Regions from separate parts of the Homo sapiens genome. Here region 1 is linked to region 2. Evidence: chromatin loops called from intact Hi-C (ENCODE). Cell type or tissue: Calu3. All regions are shown on one strand. Links, peaks and the distances in the headings refer to the core of each region. The heading gives the core; the rest is flanking DNA. Region 1 overlaps SKAP1 (src kinase associated phosphoprotein 1). Region 2 overlaps SKAP1 (src kinase associated phosphoprotein 1).

Evidence for each region. Hi-C counts contacts between places; a loop is a spot of excess contacts. Peaks named below come from ENCODE experiments on the same cell type or tissue, not always from the same donor. Only the 100,000 strongest peaks of a DNase experiment are listed, where the experiment ranks them.
Region 1: it touches region 2 in a loop (14-fold over the local background); 8 of 110 quality-filtered maps call a loop at or near these places.

Annotation. Positions count from the first base shown.
Region 1 is chr17:48,262,756-48,268,138 of GRCh38, reverse strand. The region is part of intron 4 of SKAP1 (src kinase associated phosphoprotein 1); the gene reads left to right. Among named protein-coding and RNA genes, the nearest start is that of SKAP1-AS2, 29 kb to the left of the region's middle. In Calu3, for the core only: CTCF peaks have their summits at 4,765 and 4,967 (motif pointing left); DNase peaks (open chromatin) are centred at 1,548, 2,018, 2,318 and 3,258.
Region 2 is chr17:48,371,669-48,377,051 of GRCh38, reverse strand. The region is part of intron 2 of SKAP1 (src kinase associated phosphoprotein 1); the gene reads left to right. Among named protein-coding and RNA genes, the nearest start is that of SKAP1, 56 kb to the left of the region's middle. In Calu3, for the core only: a CTCF peak has its summit at 2,189 (motif pointing right); a DNase peak (open chromatin) is centred at 2,211.

The sequences.
Region 1 (5,383 bases), core at 108-5,107, 110 kb after region 2:
CATGAGGCCTCTTCAAGTTTTCTTTCTTTTTTTTGAAACTCTAAAGAGTAATGTCTGTCTTTCGAGGATTTGATGAGATTCATTTTGTAAAGCATTCCAAACCTTACACTGGATTATTACATTAACTACCTTTATGATCTCAGAGAAGTCATTTAAGTTCTCTGATTTTAGCTTTTCTCATCTGTAAAATGGGCATAATACAAACACAAGATAATAATGTAAAGGTACCTATAAGCAACCTCTGTATAATCACATGAGAAATGGTGTGCCTTTCCATCTCTCCCTTCCCTCCATTTATCTGTTGGTATCTATTTTGTCAGGTCCTCCCCTGCTTTGGTTCTGTAATTACCCTTCCTAACGGAGTTCCTAAACATCTCCCATGGCTCAATACTTAAGAGCAAGTGGTGAAAAGAACAGAAATATAGTAAATAATTTTGTAAGCAATCTAGTATTAAATTAATTGATATTAAATTAATCACAAATCATTTTAATAGTAGCAAATTAAACTAAGCAAGTGTGTTTGCTCTTTTAAAAAAATGGGTTTAGAAAATTATCATTTTCTAAGTTATTAATGATTAATATAGGGCAATAATTTGGGTGTTGACCTTAAGGACTTGTGTATAGAGTATCTATTAGTACCAAGTGGTAATTTGAAGTATAAATGCTGATTGTATCACCTTAGAGCCAAAATCATTGATTAAACAGGCATATTCAACATTAAAGTGTGTGTGTGTGTTTAATTAAAATTGATTTTGGAAGAATTCTCCAACTACTGTTCCTTTTGTTCAACATTATTTTTTGATTGTGAGAACAAAGTAAAATTGAGGTATTGTTTAAGTTAAATCATGTATGTTGAGAAGTATCTAATTTTGTCTTTTTTTCTCTAAGGCCTAATAACTTATATATCTACTTCATGTCTTAATTTCACTTAAAGCTAAAAAAGGCTTACTAGTGTTCATAATTCAAAAGTTGGAAATTTATCAGAAGATCCTAAATGCTGTAGGAACATTCAGAGCCCTGAGTATAGGGAAAGATGTGGAAAACAAATTTGAGGAAAATAATTATTGGCTTGGCATCACATTTTTTTCATGATAAAATGATATTCTATGTGCTAATTCTGCCATCTGCTATGTTCTATGAGGGCTTTCCTTCAAGCAGTGAAAGCATTTCGTGTTGAGTGTTAGTCTAGTCACAGAAAGAAAGAAAATTCGTGTATATTTGGACATTTCCACTTCATTCACCCAATAATTCTCTCTAGTAATTGTAAAATAGAAATATCATTTTTAAATTTCAAAAAAGAGAAAAAGAGGAATAAGAAAAGGAAAACAGGGCCGGGCACGGTGGCTCATGCCTGTAATCCCAGCACTTTGGGAGGCCGAGGCTGGTGGATCACGAGGTCAAGAGATCGAGACCATCCTGGCCAACACAGTGAAACCCTGTCTCTACTAAAAATACAAAAAATTAGCCGGGCGTTGTGGCAGGCGCCTGTAGTCCCAGCTACTCGGGAGGCTGAGGCAGGAGAATGGCGTGAACCTGGGAGGCGGAGCTTACAGTGAGTCAAGATTGCGCCACTGCACTCCAGCCTGGGTGACAGAGTGAGACTCTGTCTCAAAAAAAAAAAAAAAGAAAGTAAGAAAAGAAAAAAAGAAAAGGAAAACAGAATTTCTAAAATTAAATTGCTTTCCAGCCACAGCCTTGATTTCTTGAACTAACGGTTTCAATAGTGTATTTATTGTTATGTATAGTATAATTCGTATTTTACAGGCAACAACTATCCATCTGTTCTGATAGGTGGAAACTGTCTTTAAATAATAAAGGAGCTCCTTTCTGACACAAATGCTCTCTACCTTTGAACTAGAAATATGCAGGATGATGTTTGCACCAGCCTAACAATTTACATTAAGATCTATTTGATATAGCTTATAAAATCTATTATTTTTGCCAAATACTTCAGTTGAATAGACTAGGCTAGTGTGTGTGTGTATGTGTGTGTGTGGGTGTGTGTAGGTGTGGGTGTGTGTTTAGATTATCTCGGAAATATTTCCAGCTCACTCACAGGTTAATAATCATACAGTGATGTCAGCCAAACCAAGTGCTGACAAGGAAATGAGAGCCCTGTTCAGGAGAGAATGAGTAAATATCCCAAGAGAGGAATCAAACAGCAAGCAGTCATTTTTCATAAAGAGAAAAATCACTAAACTAAAGAAAAGAGGTTTTAAAAATAAGTTAAGTTGAAAACTTGGACAACCTAAACAGACATGCAGATGTGAAGATTCTAACAGGGGAGGCATTTGGAGCATGGCCAGCTCCCTGTTCCACCTGCCACAGGAGTTTGCCTTTGGGCAGATACAGCTCCCAAAGGTGTTTTCTCCCTAGTTTCATGGGGGGAGGGAAAGAGAAAGGTTACAGTTCGGGTGTGTTAGACACACCTCTAGCCAGAGTGGTGTTCTGAGTTATTCACATTGTTGATGACAACAATACTAGAATAAAATAAAATGTGAAAACTGTGTGCTGATTTTTAAGTACCACGTCAATATGCTTAAAAAATAATTTGAGGTTTTGTGTGTCTTTTCTGAACACAGTAACCACACACCACAGTGTCATAGCTTGCTTGCTTGCTTGCTTGCTTGCTTGCTTTTTTTTTTTTTGAGACAGGCCCAGGCTGGAGTGCAGTGGTGCGGTCTCAGCTCACTGCAACCTCCGCCTCCCAGGTTCAAGTGATTCTCCTGCCTCAGCCTCCCAAGTAGCTGGGATTACAGGCATCTGCTACCATGCCGGGCTAATTTTTTGTATTTTGAGTAGAAATGGGGTTTCACCATGTTGGCCAGGCTGGTCTTGAACTCCTGACCTCGTGATCCGCCTCCCTCAGCCTCCCAAAGTGCTGGGATTACAGGTGTGAGCCACCGCACCCAGCCATAGCTTTCTTACTAATTAAAAATTCCCAGATTTAGAGCCTTTGGAGCTTCAGTATGAACTAACTTCCCAAATTAAAACTGGATTCAGGTACGTCTGTTAACAGATTGGAATTCATTAAATCCCACCACAGACAAATCCTATAAAAAGTGTATATTGTTTCAAATAGCTGGAAAGGAGAGCAGCCTTCCCCATCACTCACCAGAGCTGTGGCTCACCCCAGTAGAGTCATGTTTTTAGCAAGGTTCCTGTGGGAGACCTGTTTATGAAAGTGGCATTTGTGATTCAGACTTCAGCTCCCCATGCCAGCTTCGGAAAGTCAAACAGATGTTTCCTCGTTGACTGCAGCATAGCTCATCACTTATCCCAAGAGGAAAATCAGAAGAGGCTGGGGACAAGTACAGTTCTGTCAGCCACAACCACAAGAAAATGGAGATGGAGGGTGTGTGTGTGTGTGTGTGTGTGTGTGTGTGTGTGTGTTTTGTAGATTTGATTAAATGTAAGTTTAAGTATTGCTTTATTTAAAGATAGAATGATTCATCATCTATAGAAAATTTTATCCTCTACCTAAATTTCCTTTTCTACTCCCTTTTCCCTCCCCATTTCCTGGCAAAGTTCAGTATCTTTATGGGTCTCTTTGGAGTACAATCTTTGTGCTTTTCAGTTTTGCCTTGGATTAATAGGTTGTCTGAAAGCAAAGCTTAGCTCCTGATTTGTTTTATAAGAATAATAAGACCAAAGTTACTTTTCATTCACACATCAAAACACATGCATACCAAGAAAACAAATAAAATGTACATTGAATCTCATATACCACAGTAATGTGGCCTGGGAATTAAACTCATTAAATGGATTTCAAAGAACTGGGTAGTATGTAGTGGAAAACAATTTTGCAGTAAGCCTGAACTAACATTAGGTAGAACATAGTAAGACCTCTTTATTTCTGATCTCTGTGTGTGTGTATATATATATGTATAAACATATATATGTATACATTTTGTATATATATATAAAGTAGTGTTGCTGATTTTTAAGCTAGATATCAAATGCTTTAGAAAATACAAAAAATCAATTTTAACCATTTCCATGTTTTTGTTTTGGACATTTATTAGATATAATCTTGCCTAATTGTAGTCTAAAGTCAGATTTTTAAGTTAGATAAAAAAAAAAAAGCTGATGTCTCTTTGCTTGGATTGAATTCCTCTAGTCCTAGGCCCTAAAACAGTAGAAGGGTTGCGGCTGGTTTAGAAGTTTCTCTGCAAATGTACGTCTCTGTCTCTCCCTTTCAGACACTCTCGTTTGCTCTCCTTTCTTGCTCTGTGCAAACGCAGAGTGGTGTCTGTGTTTCAGGAAAAGAATGTGTGTTAAAAGAACTAATGGTCCGACTGTCCATCAGACTGGGCAGCAATGGAGGTCATCTGGCGGTCAAAACCAAATAATTTCAGCCTGTTCCTAAAGCCCCTGAAGCTGTTGACTCGATGACTGGAGTTCACCGCCTCTTGTTGCTTCTGTATCCTCTGAAACCTGGGACCTTTTTTTTGGAGACAAGAACGGACATATTTTCTCCATAGCAACTGTGTGCACAGTGCCCACCATTCAGCATTTGCTCAGGTTAGCTTGGCTAAAGTATACAGTCAGTGCTCCCTCTTGATACGTGTCTGCCCTGAATAGAAGATAGATCAGATTCTAAACCTAGAGGCCCCCAAAATATTGGAAGAGTCAGGATACTTGTGCATGTTTGAAGCTCATTGTTATACAGAAAATTTAAATATTTAAAAATAGAAAATATTTGTCTGCTTTTATAAAGAGACCCAATGTTCTTAATGCAAAACTTTCTACAGGCACATATTTTAAGGTGACTTCCAAGTTTCCACATTCATATGGAACAGATGGGAATGGAAGTAGTTTCAGTGTGCTGACAACTCCATTAAAAATGTTTTAAAATCCATAATCCATAAATCTGAACCACATATTGGTTATACTCATAGCCCTTTCAGTATTTCTTGTACCCTATTTGTGAATACCACCACCTGCTGGTAGTTAATGACAAGCTCTCACTTTGTTTACTGAAGAATCAACCTAAAAGTCAGTATTAAGTAAAATTTAAATGTTTTTAAGTAGGTACAATTTTGAGGTGAAAATCTATTTACTGTGTTAGTTTGAAACATCCTAACCACAATTAATTTGCAAAAACTTTTAAACAGACATTTGAAAAAAAATGCACATGAAATACTGTTTTGAAATGAAAGCTATTCTTAAATGATAACAATTTTTATTATCTTTTAGCTTCTTTTTCCTTGCTGACAACATTTCAAAGTAATGTTACAGATATCCACACCTTCAAGTCTGAGTTTCATCTCTTCTACTTCTTTTGTTTGCCTGCTTTCTAAAAGAAGTGTGTGTGTGCAATGAAATACCAAGGAGGAGGGACAGGAAAGCATGGAAAATCTACAAGCTGAATAATTAAGTG
Region 2 (5,383 bases), core at 134-5,133:
ACATAACTGCTTTGGGGTGCTAGGCTGGTCCTTTGCCACCTTCTCTTCTTCTGGACCTGGCCCCTCTGCCTGACCTCCCTCTGCATCTTGGGCCTGGCCTCTCTGTGACCCGACCCTCCCCTTCCAGGCTTCTCTCTGATCTCGAATCCTCCCTTAGCAACTCTTATGTGCAGGCAGTAAGACATTCTGGCATTAGTCAGACATGGGTTCTTCTGGTCCCAGTTTTTACCATTTGCATGTTCTGGGCCAATTACATCACTTCTACACAATTTGATTATTTCGGCCAAACTGGTCCACAGTTGGGTTTTCTGTGCTCTTAGTCCCTCACAGAGTGTCTGGCAAATAGTGGAAATTTATTCATCTCTACTACTGAGAGAACAAATGCAGTATTCGTAACTTGAGATACAGAGACTGTGTTGGCATGTTAATGCTGAGATATCCACCTTGCCTAGATGAACTCTAATAACTAATCCAGCTTAAAAATTTTTTACATAACATTTGCCTTCAGGTGAATAATATGTCCATGTTCATAACAAGGAAAATATCAAAGGCATGATAGCCGAGTTTTTCCAAGGAGGTTTTAAATGTTTTTGTAGAAATTGTCTCATTTTTAAATGAATATCACATTTTTGAACTTGCCCCTGATTCTGTACAAGATAAACTGTGGTGGCCCCACAGTGTGGACTTTTAAACTCCTATGGTGCGATCAGATAACCTCTCCATGCTTCATTGTTCTCATCCGTAAAGTGAAGGCTAGAGTAAATGATTTTAAGTGTCCTTCCAGCTGTAAAATTCAGTGAGTATATGGGCCACAGTCACACATTCACTCAGCTACCAGTTATTCACTAATCAGATAATGGCGTCTCAGTGGTCGAAGAGTAGCTGTTAACCTGAAGCAAGCAAAAAATAAAACAAAATTAGGTTTTTAAGCGTCAACAGTGACAAAAATGACAGAGCAAGGGCCAAAGAGACAACAGTTTAGAATACAGTAATCAGCTGGAGTTATTTGTACATAAGCAGTACCTTGTTTTCTCCAATACACAAGTTTGGAACCGAAAGGCGTCTCTGACTTTCCTCTTGATGCTCTCCTCCTAGCCAGTCTCTAAGTCTGTTATCTAATGTCTTGTCTTTTCTCTTGCTCTCAAGTAGCTTCCTAAACTATCTCCCCACTTTTCTCCCTCCCATCCATGCTACACATCTCTGCTGGATTTGATGTGGACATCATTCTTTATCCTTAAAGACAAACAAACAAACAAAGAAACAGACCTTTCAATGACTCCTTTTTATTTACAGAAAAAAACCCTCCAACTCTGACCTGTTGTTTAGTGTTTTTATTTTGCCATAATGTATTTGGCTAGCATTTTTCCTTTATTAGTTCATCGAATTATAGTTTGTTGCCTATTACATGGAGGAAGTATGGGGATTGTGTAGACATACTAGTGAGATTTGCTGGTGAAAAAACAGTCCTCATGCTAGAAAGTAGGGGAAGGAATGTTAGAATGTGGGTTTCCAGTGTTGCAATCAGAAAGCTTAATCACTCACTGATCAAAAAGAGTTCTTAGGTTTCTTAATGTTTATACTCATGGTGGGTGTTTCATTGACCATAGCAATGATTCCATGTAGCAAAAGTGTTATAGGAGACTCTAGTGTTAAATAGTACTTTAATTTCTTTTCAAAATTTAATTTCTTTTTTGCTGTCCAGGAATGGACTTAAAAATTGTGGTGGGGGAGCAGGTGATGAGTTATACTGTCAATCTCAGATAATGTTGTTTATTATTTAATATAAGTTTGATTGTGATCATTGTATTTAGTAGGTAGGTGAACATTGTATTATCTACCTAGATGGGCTTGTAAATATAGACTCAAGACCACAGAAATATTACATCCCCCAAAAGAACCCGGGACCTTCTTGTGATATGTTCTTCTATTACATAATTGAGTTATATGCCTATTGTCTGTTGTTACAGTAGTATTTATCATATTAGATTGTCATCTCATTATATACAAAGAGCTAATATTTTGGACTAGATTGTAAGCTCCTTGTAGGTAGGCATTAGGTCTTGTACTTTTGGTGAGATTAAGGAATTGGGACTAGAAGGATCACCAGCTCTTCCACCAAAGACCTTCCTTTTGCTGCCCAGTTGTTTCTAAGGCTGGTACCTGGACCCCTGGGTCCCAGGCCTTGGATGCCTCCACTGGGGACTTCCACCAGATGGTGCTGTTTTCCCATTTCTGTTGTTGGGTGTCACTGGCCATGTTACTCTTTGCCACTAGTCCATACCTTCTGCAAGGTAGTAGATGGGACACTTTCAGAAGATAATTTGGAAGCAATGTGAATCTTTCCAAGTGAGAAAAAGAATTATAGGAAATATTTAGTGTACAGACTCTTAGCATTGCTCAGCAAAGCCATTTCCTTGGGCATAAATAAACTTCTACCATGTGGCTGACTGCTCAAGATCAGTTGCAAGGGGTTTTCCTAGCCTTATCAACTTGCATGGAATCCATGCCCAACTAGGTGTCCGTCTGAATCCTAAGATTCCATTTTCAATGCAGGATAACTCTTCAGTGTTAGCCTTTGCAGTCTGTTTGGAGACAGCCATTATCAGAGAACAGAGATGGTCAAGAGAGAGATAGAAGTCTTTGGACACTGAGTATTGCAGACAGCCTATGCATTCAGAAGGCATTGCTGTTTTAGTACAAAAAGGAAGTTCAGGCTGAATGCAATGGCTCACATCTGTAATCTCAGCACTTTGGGAGGCCAAGCAGGCAGATTGCTTGAGTCCAGGAGTTCAAGACCAGTCTGGGCAACATGGTGAAACCCTGTCTGTACAAAAAAAAAAAAAACAAAAATTAGCCAGGCATGGTGGAGCGTGCCTGTAGTCCCAGATACTCAAGAAGCTAAGGTGGAACGATGGCTTGAGCCTGGGAGGCAGAAGTTGCAGTGAGCTGAGATTGTGTCACTACGCTCCAGCATGGGCAGCAGAGCAAGACCCTGTCTCAAAAACAACAAAAAAGAGAAGTTCAAATTTGGATGTCCTTAAGTCATTAAGAAGAGATTTGATTTTGTTCAGCAGGAGTTTACCAAGGCAGAGAGTATATGATGTGTTTTAAATTTCCATAAGTCACAGGTAAAATAACACTTTTAATACTTCAGTTGCAAAAAAAAATTCATCTAGATGTTCTAGAGTTATAACATCACAGATGTTGGCCTTTCTGGGTAGCTAGTTTTATAATGCCATTACAACTCTATTCACCTAATTCAGTGGGTCATATCATTTTTGGTGGGTGTGGGGCAAGGGTGAGTTATTGACACTAATGAGGTCTATAGACTCTTCTCCAAGAGAAAAGAAAACAAGTGTTACATTTCACCCACAATTTTAGAGAGTTTAGGAAATCCCCTGAAGCCTAAACTATGGACTTCAGGTTAAAGACCTCTGTCTAACCACTCCCTAATATTCATATTAGGGTTGATTCATGCCCATAGGCTATCTAACAAAACAACTGTATCTTCTCTTAAGTACCAGATTTATTTTTTTTTATATATTACAGCCAATAGGAAAGCAGTTAATATGGAATTTAAGAGCTTGGGCTCTGGAACCAAGTAGACCTGTGATATGGTTTGGCTCTGTCCCCCCACCCAAATCTCATCTTGAATTATAAACCCCACATGTCAAGGGAGGGACCTGGTGGGAGGTGATTAGATCGTGGGAGCAGATTTGCCCCTTGCTGCTCTCATGATAGTGAGTGGGTTCTCACAAGATCTGGTTGTTTGATAAGTGTCTAGTGCTTCCCACTTCTCTCATGTTCTCTCTCTCTCCTGCCACCCTGTGAAGAAGGTGCTTGCTTCCCTTTCACCTTCCACCATGGTTTTAAGTTTCCTGAGGCCTCCGCAGCCATGTGGAAGTGTGAGTCAGTTAAACCTCTTTTATTTATAAATTACCCAGTCTCAGGTAGTATCTTTATAGCAGTGTGAAAATGGACTAATACAACCTGGATACAAATCTTGGTTCTGCCACTTAGTAGCTATGTGATCTTGGCCAAGTTGTTTGACCTTCCTGAGTTTGAGTTTCCTCATGTGTAAAATGAGGATAATAGTAGTCCTGGGCTGGGCATAGTGGCTCATGCCTGTAATCCCAGTGCTTTGGGGAGGCCAAAGCAGGAGGATCACTTGAGGCCAGAAGTTCGAGACCAGTCTGGGCAACATAGTGAGAATTTGTATCTACTAAAATGAAAAATAAAGGAAATTAGCCAGGTGTGGTGGTGCACACCTATAGTCCCAGCTACTTCGGAGGCTGAGGCAGGAAGATTGCTTGAGCCCAGGAGTTCAAGTTTACAATAAGCTATGATTGCACCACTGCATTCCAGCCTATGTGACAGAATGCAACCTTGTCTTAAAAAAATACTGACCTCCTAGGGTTTTTATGAAGATTAAATAAAATAATACATGTGCCGGGCATGGTGGCTCACGCCTGTAATCCCAGCACTTTGGGAGGCCAAGGCAGGCAAATCACCTGAGGTCAGGAGTTCGAGACCAGCCTAACCAACATGGAGAAACCCCTGTCTACTAAAAATACAAAATTAGCCGGGCATGGTGGCACATGACTGTAATCCCAGCTACTCGGGAGGCTGAGGCAGGAGAATCACTTGAACCTGGGAGGCGGAGGTTGCGGTGAGCCAAGACTGCACCATTACACTCCAGCCTGGGCAACAAGAGCAAAACTCCGTCTCAAAAATGAATAAATAAATAAAATAACACATGTAAAACATATACCTAGCACAGGGCCAGACGTGGTGGCTCATGCCTGTAATCCCAGCACTTTGGGAGGCTGAGGTGGGTAAATCACTTGAGGCAAGGAGCTCAAGACCAACCTTGCCAACATGGGAAAACCCCATCTCTACTAAAAGATAAAAAATTAACTGGGTATGGTGGCACACGTTTGTAATCCTAGCTACTCAGGAGGCTGAGGTACGAGAATCGCGTGAACCCAGGAGGCAGAGGTTGCAGTGAATGGAGATTGTGCACTGCACTCCAGCCTGGGTGACAGAGTGAGACTCTGTCTCAAAAAAATATATATGATGTATATGCATATGTATATGTGTATATCTAGCACAATGCCTAACATGTAAGTGCTAATAAATGTTAATCATTTTTTTATAATTGGGAAATAGAATTATTTTTCCTTTCTTTTTTTCTTTTTCTTTTCTTTTTTTTTTTGAGACAGGGTCTTGCTGTGTTACCCAGGCTGGAGTGCAGTGGTATGATCATGGCTCACTGCTGCCTCAACCTCACAGGCTCAAGGGATCCTCCCACTTCAGCCTCCCAAGTAGCTGGGACTACAGGCATGCATGCACCACCATGCCTGGCTTTTTTTTTTTTTTTTTT